Regions from separate parts of the Homo sapiens genome. Here region 1 is linked to region 2. A link is a contact called in ENCODE Hi-C or POLR2A ChIA-PET data. All regions are on one chromosome and are shown on one strand. Each heading gives the region's core, a stretch centred on a gene start or an enhancer-like site at or near the end of the contact. The rest is flanking DNA. Distances are from core to core; before and after follow the strand shown. Region 1 has its middle 540 kb from the start of IGFBP3. Region 2 overlaps LOC102723446 (a long non-coding RNA gene).

Region 1 (3,444 bases), core at 327-2,826, 480 kb after region 2:
TTGTTTTATTATTATTAATTTCAATCTTCTAAAGTCCCCCCACTGCTTATACTATAGCAGCCAAATTCTCACAGCCCAGAGCTTGGCTTTCTACATTCTGCTCCTGGCAAGCTCAAGCTCTGCAGTTCCGTCTCCTTCTGTTTTCCCGTGGCTTCCCAGGCTGCTGTTCAGTCTTCCTGGAGTCACTCCTGATTGTCTTGTGGTTGCTTGCAGCCTCCTTCTCTGTGCACATGGCATTTTCTGTGCCAGAAACACTGCTAATCTATTATGAGCCTGGTCAGTTTCTGCTTATTCTTCAAGTTCCCTCTCAAGGGGACACTTCTGTAAGTCTTCTTTCAGCATCCTGAGTGGAATTGATTACCACCTGCTTCATGTGTCTTATGACCTTATGGAATCCCTCTCACAGTCCTTTTTCATTGTAATGTCCATCTGCTCCAAACAGACCGTGCTCTTCAACAGTGAGGACTAGGATATACTCCATAACCTAGCCCCACACCTGCAGGAATAGATGTCTTAGTTTAGATTCTACCTAAAAGTAGATCCTGAAGCAAGATCTTAAGTGCAAGAGGTTCCGTTTGGAGGTGATTCCCCAAGAAGCACAAGAGAGAGAATAGGGAGGTGAGGCATGGGAGGAAGGAAAGCTGTAAAGGCTACTAATCAGTGGGTCATCCCTCCAGGCAACTGGGATTCAACTGGACAGGGTGCACCTGAAGAATCATATAGAACATTCCTCATAATACACTAAATCTTATTTTGTCACATCTTATAAATTTATCTTTTGAAGTCAGTCCAAATGAGAGTGGTCTTCAATTCTACATGACCTCTATTTAGATACTGGAAAATAGCGAATGCGCTCTCCCTTTAACCCTAACATTGTCCACAGCTTTGACAGTCACAAACTCTTCATCATAGGGTCTCACTTTTACAAACTCATTCCATTTTATGGCTGTACCATATAAAAATAGTGCCAAGGGCTAACACGGTGAAACCCATCTCTACTAAAAACACAAAAAATTAGCCCGGCGTGGTGGCCAGCGCCTGTAGTCCCAGCTACTCTGGAGGCTGAGGCAGGATAATGGCATGAACCCGGGAGGCAGAGCTTGCAGTGAGCTGAGATTGCACCACTCCACTCCAGCCTGGGCGACAGAGCGAGACTCCATCTCAAAAAAAAAAAATAGTGCCAAGGATTACCCACGGTGCCCTGGAACCTAAGCATGCCAAGGTGTGTGGTGTGGCAGAGAGTACCAGACACTTCTTTGCCCAGGGCTCTAATCAAGCTGCTGGAGTGAAGCCAGTTGTCGTAGTCCATTTGACTCACACACTTCTTGGATCCAATCTGCACACCCGAATTTTGGCTTATGATATATATCAACCTGCATTTCTTCTTGGTTTTCCTTGTAAAATGTACCTATTACTGTGCTTCACAAGAATTCTTGAGAATCTATTCAGTTTAGCCCAGGCACTGTGCCTGGAGTTAGAGAAACAGACACAGACTGAACAAGGGCAGGGCCTGTGAGGTGCTCACACCACGGCAGGAGTCCAGATGTGTCCAGGGTCAGAAAAATGCTTAAGGGAAAGGCTCAGCTGCAGACATGGACAGAGTGTGTCTAGAGACTGAACATGCAGCATAGTCACGTGAGACTTTCCCACTGGCATCTAACTTAATGGAATGTTATGCGTCAGTGTTATGGAATTGCACATGAGCCAAGAGAAAAAACATCCCAAAGATTTTGGTTTTAAGTATTCAGAATATGTGTTTTGCTTACCAAGCCAAGCTATGCTTAACCATGGTATCTAGAAAGGATTTGTTGATTTCTAGATATTCAGTGATTCCATTATTTAATATAAAGGAGCTAATAATAATAAAATAGCTAATTCTTAATGGGAGAAGTATGTAAAAGAAAAATGTGAAATAATTTGCATCAATATCATTAACTTAAAAGATAAAATTATTGAAACATTTATTTTTCTTAGTTATATAATATTTGAGTTTTGTTTAAAGAGCATGTATTATCTTTATAAATCAAGAAAAATACAGTAAAAAGTAGAAAAACAGAAAATTCAAAGACATAAAGAGACTCACAATGGTGACTCGCAGGGGAAGGCAGAGAAGCACAAATAAAATATTTATTATTATATCTCACATCTTGAGTGTTCATTGTAACTATTGTGTTAATTGGTACTCTCCCTGTAAACACCCCACGAGTTCTTACTGCCTGTTGCACAAACAACTCCAATTGACTAAGACCACAGCACTTCGATAAAGAGTTTAATTGACATGAGGCCAGCCATGCCACCTGGAAGACAAAGTTATTACTCAAATCAACTCCCCCAAAACTTGGGGGCTAGGGTTTTTCCAGAATAGTTTGGCGGGCAAGGGAATGGGGGTGTGGATAGTGGTTCTCTTCTGGGTGGGGCCACAGGATGGCTGGTGGGTCCAGGTGGAGCCATCATCATTAGAAATGCAAAAACCTGAAAAGACATCTCAAAGGCTAATCTTCAGTTCCATAATAATGATGTTATCTGCAGGAGTAATTAGTGAAATTTCATATCTTGTGACATCCGGAATAATGGCTGGTAATTGTTTTTAAGTCTATACCTTGGCAGAATTCAGGCTTCTCATCCATCTAACCTGATGGTTTTTCACTAGCTTTACAAAGTCAGTTTAGTTTTGGGGAAGGACTATTATTATTATTTAAACTATAAACTAAATGTCTCCCAAAGTTATCTTGGCCTAAACCCAGGAATGATTAAGGGTAGTTAAGAGGTTAAAGGCAAGACAGTTTTGCTAGATCAGATCTCTTTCACTGTCATAATTTTCTCACTGTTCTAATTTTGGCAAAGGTAGTTTCATCCCAGGAGCTTTAAAAGTGCTCACAGAAGTGTGTTGGGACTGTAGGAAAGTTTAAATTTTCCCGTTGAAGTCTGGATAATTTGAATATATAAAACAAACTGATAATAGACAAATTAATAGGAAAAATGGCATGCAAATATATTACATGCACATGTGTAAATGGAAGTCATAAAAAATAAGAAAACTCAAAGAAAGGACCAGATGGTACAAGTTTCATCCATCCTGAGGTTACAGAAAGAAGAGGGGCTTGGAATAGGGCAAGACAGGTTATGGGAAAGGGAATAAAGGAAAAGTGTAGGGCAAAAGCAGTTGGAAACTTCACGCAGATGAAACCCCAGGTAGCAGCCCTCAGAGAGAGTAGATGGTAATCAGTGGTAATGGTTTTCATCAGACCATTAAGGGTATCAGACTCTCAGTTAATCTTTTCTAGATCCAGACACAGGGGCCTCCAGAGAAAGCCTACTTGCATCCATTGTTTATTTCACTTTATTTCCTCTACTGAGGAAATTTCCCCCACAAAAGACAGCTTTGCAAGGCTACTTTTATCTGCAGGACCTCTGAACAGCCATCTCAAAATATGTCAAAGAAGT
Region 2 (3,255 bases), core at 233-2,732:
GGTGGGGCTCTCCTTTCTTCACCAGCCTGTTGGGATCAGCTCAGCCAGTCTGGTTAAAGGACAAGTGGCTCTGAGCTTTATTGTAGAACTTACTTTGTTTTCCTCATAACTTTCTCTTTCCATGTCTGCAGCTGCCATTGTGTGGGGCTCCTTGAGGATGGGGACCCCCTGTTCTCTCAGCTCCACTCCCCAGCATGAGTCATGGTCTCTCTAAAGACCCCCTGGCCTTAAAGCAAACATCACCAGGTGCACTCAGCAAGGCTGGTGTCATCTCTGGATTCTCTTCATAACGCTATGGGAACACAGGAAGATAAAGCTCAAAGTGGAGGGAAATTTTTGGTGGCTTTGGGTGTTGGAAGTGGTGCAGCTCCCCAGGACCCCAGCCCCTCAGCAAAGCCGCCCTCAGATACTGTGTATGGGCTGTAGCAAGTCTGTTGATTTCTCATGGGGTAACGCCCTCCTTGGATGTTACTCTTTGCAGTTTACATAATACTAGACACATATTATTTTCTTTTATCTTCATACAACCCTACATTTTCAGCATTCTGGGAATTAACCACAGGCCCCACTATCTGGTGCCCAGAAAGACATGGGACACCCTTGGAGAGGAGCACTTGGCCTCTTTGCTGTCCTCGGACTTAGTGCAGGGTGGTGGGTGCCGGGTGCGGTGGATGGGGCTGGGCAGCAATGATGGTGCCCTTTACTCTTCTCCATTTACCTCCAAGGTTCTTCATGGTCTATGACTCCAAGGTCTGAAATGATCTCATTTACCCCACATGATAGATGTGGCCCTTCCAGATGAGGAGTTCAACAAGACTACATGGTAGAGCAGCCAGAGAACCCACTGGAAATAAGGCTCAAAATAAGGAGTAACCACAAAATAAGGTGATTTATAAAGGTGCATTAACTTATTTCACTAGAGAGGCAGCATTTTATTGAGTAAAGAGCACTGGGTTTTTAATCTCAGAGTCAACTATACGGTTCTGCTGTCTGTCTAAAGATCTTGGTCAAGAGTGTCTCCTTTCTTCCCTTGTAAAGGGATGAATGGGAATCCCCACCTTAGAATCTCTATGACATTATGAAGCTGGAAGTAAATAAGGGACATAGACAACCTTTCAGAATCAGCAAGGGTTGTCCCAATAGGGTGTTGGCTACAAGAATTATTTCATGAAAGAATATCTCAGGGATCACAGTTGAGCTGAATCTGGATCATTCTTTTGACCTGTACTGAGGAAAAGACAGGGATTTGAGTGCATTTAGGGTGAGCTGGCATTTTTCACTTCTCACCTCTCCATGCAATGATGCTGTCTGCTGGCCCCAAAGGCACTGTATTTGCCATCTCTCACCAGAGCCTTGTCAGAGCCTGCTGCAGCCAGGGGCTGGGCATGCCTAAGAGCCGGGAGCCACTGTTCCCAAGTGGGCATTACAGGGTTAACTTGTGTCTGTGGCCAAGGCACAGAATCAAAGTAGGATGAGTCACCTCTTGTGCATTTCTTACTTCAGCCCTCCTGCCACTTTAGAAGTTTCTGATGTTTAATTTCCTCGTTTCATTCCAGAGACAGAGAATGCTGATTCACTATGCAGTGAAACATGCCTAACGTGTCAACAGCTAAATGCCCGGTGACAGTGTGGTTGTCTGGGCAACAGAAGAAGTCACCCACGCAAACACTTAAAGGTGAGCTGTGAGAGTTAAGCAAGCGGGAGCTTTTCACTGAGTGAACTCACGTCCACACAGGGTGCGTGTTCAGACTCACGGGGCAGCTCCAATTATGGGGAAGGTCGGAGAAATTCCAGGCTCCGAGGAGTCCAAGACAGCATTCCAGCTCATTCCTAATTTTATATTCAGGTTCCTTAAAACAAAAACTTCACTATGAGACATTCAAACCCTTTGCATGTTACAGTCTGCAAAGTTTGAAAAGCATTTCCTTCCTTAGTGTCTCTGAGTTGCCCTAAATACTTTCTTTCAACCAGCAGGATAGGGGACAGTAGGTTTTTGTGACTACTTAAGTCTTGGCAGCAAGAATGGGGCCCCAGAAGGCGCTAGTGTTTCTGGAACAACCGATATCAGGGCAGATGTCTTGTGCTTGGCCCCTTGGTGGGCCACTTGCCTGGAGTTATGGGACAGGGATGAGCATGTTCCTGCCCCTGAGGAGTTCATGGTCAGTAGGGGAGGCTGCATAGACAAAACTCAACCCCTGGACTATGGCTGTGGCCCTGGATGGCCCAGAGGCCCAAGAAAATATTGGGCAAGAGTACCTCTTTTCTTCCTCTGTAAAGGGAGTAATAGGAATTCACACACTACAGTCATTGTGACAGGATGCATGGGTGGGGGTGTGCAGGGGACTTGAAGAGGCCACTGCATCCCAACTTTCTCTTCTGCTGATTATTTCCTTTAAATAACTTCTTGTGGATATTGCTTATGAGCAGATGCCTTGCTAGGTGGGAAGGGGGATGGAAGTGAAAACACATAAATCATCATCTCTGTTTGTGGAACTCGAGGTCAGGTGTGGAGAGGGCTGAGCAGGTGAAACTGAGTCTCCAGGTTGGGGCATGAGCCAGGGGCTGAAAGGGGCTCTCCCTGTACTGGCAGGGAGGATTCTCTTCTTCCCTGCTCTGTGGTTGCATGTGGCCTGCCAACCGTTTCTCTGTCACACCATGATGCAGTCATGGGTTGTCCACCCATTGATCTCAGGCATCTGTGGTCCTCCTCAAGGGAGAACACATGTTGGGTCATCTTCGTCTCTGATCTTTGTCCCTGCTGTCCCTGATCATGCTGGAGGTCAGGAAGGAGCTAGGCTCACAGGTGTGCCCAGGTGTTTGGCAGGGCAAAGGCCTGGGCTGAGACTCTACAATCTTGGGCTTGAGTTTTCCCATCTGTAGGACAGGAGCAGGGCCAGCATCCTAGGTTTGTGGTGAGGACTGGTTGAGGGCCACACCAGGCTCCTGGATGTGGCCGGCTGACCAGGGCTGGGTGTCTCACTGGCTCGCAACAGGGAAGAACAGAAATTGAGAGTAAATCAATGTGAACTTTACAGCAATTAGGCAGAGTAATTTCATATCTGTTGAATCTAACAAAAAATGGGATTTGTGTTTTGTCTTCATTTCATTTTTCTAGGACCATACTTATTTTACAAGAGGAACAGTTTTCAATGGAATGGATATTAAAACACACACCTGGATCCCTTTACCACAGGTGCTTTGAGAGGCACCATCAAGGACAGTGAGCTAACGCAGGTAACTCAGGTAACAGGGCGG

What was found. Hi-C counts contacts between places; a loop is a spot of excess contacts on that map. ChIA-PET counts read pairs that join two places held with the same protein, here RNA polymerase II (POLR2A). Pooled maps may share reads with other maps.
Region 1: a pooled map shows a loop between it and region 2 (2.2-fold over the local background). The contact joins two enhancer-like sites. A Hi-C loop is called at or near these places in 2 of 50 pooled maps. POLR2A ChIA-PET finds 5 or more read pairs at or near these places in 2 of 52 experiments (MCF 10A and PC-9).

Annotation. Positions count from the first base shown.
Region 1 is chr7:46,454,840-46,458,283 of GRCh38, forward strand. No RefSeq gene overlaps it. Among named protein-coding and RNA genes, the nearest start is that of IGFBP3, 540 kb to the left of the region's middle. Within about 2 kb of position 1,577, at least 2 of the 41 ENCODE cell types and tissues checked have a DNase peak (open chromatin) inside an H3K27ac peak, as active enhancers do.
Region 2 is chr7:45,976,794-45,980,048 of GRCh38, forward strand. LOC102723446 (a long non-coding RNA gene) reads left to right here. Exons shown (of 4, transcript NR_187744.1): 2 at 1,557-1,675; 3 at 3,116-3,234. Among named protein-coding and RNA genes, the nearest start is that of IGFBP3, 57 kb to the left of the region's middle. RefSeq lists an enhancer at 834-2,033. Within about 2 kb of position 1,483, at least 15 of the 41 ENCODE cell types and tissues checked have a DNase peak (open chromatin) inside an H3K27ac peak, as active enhancers do.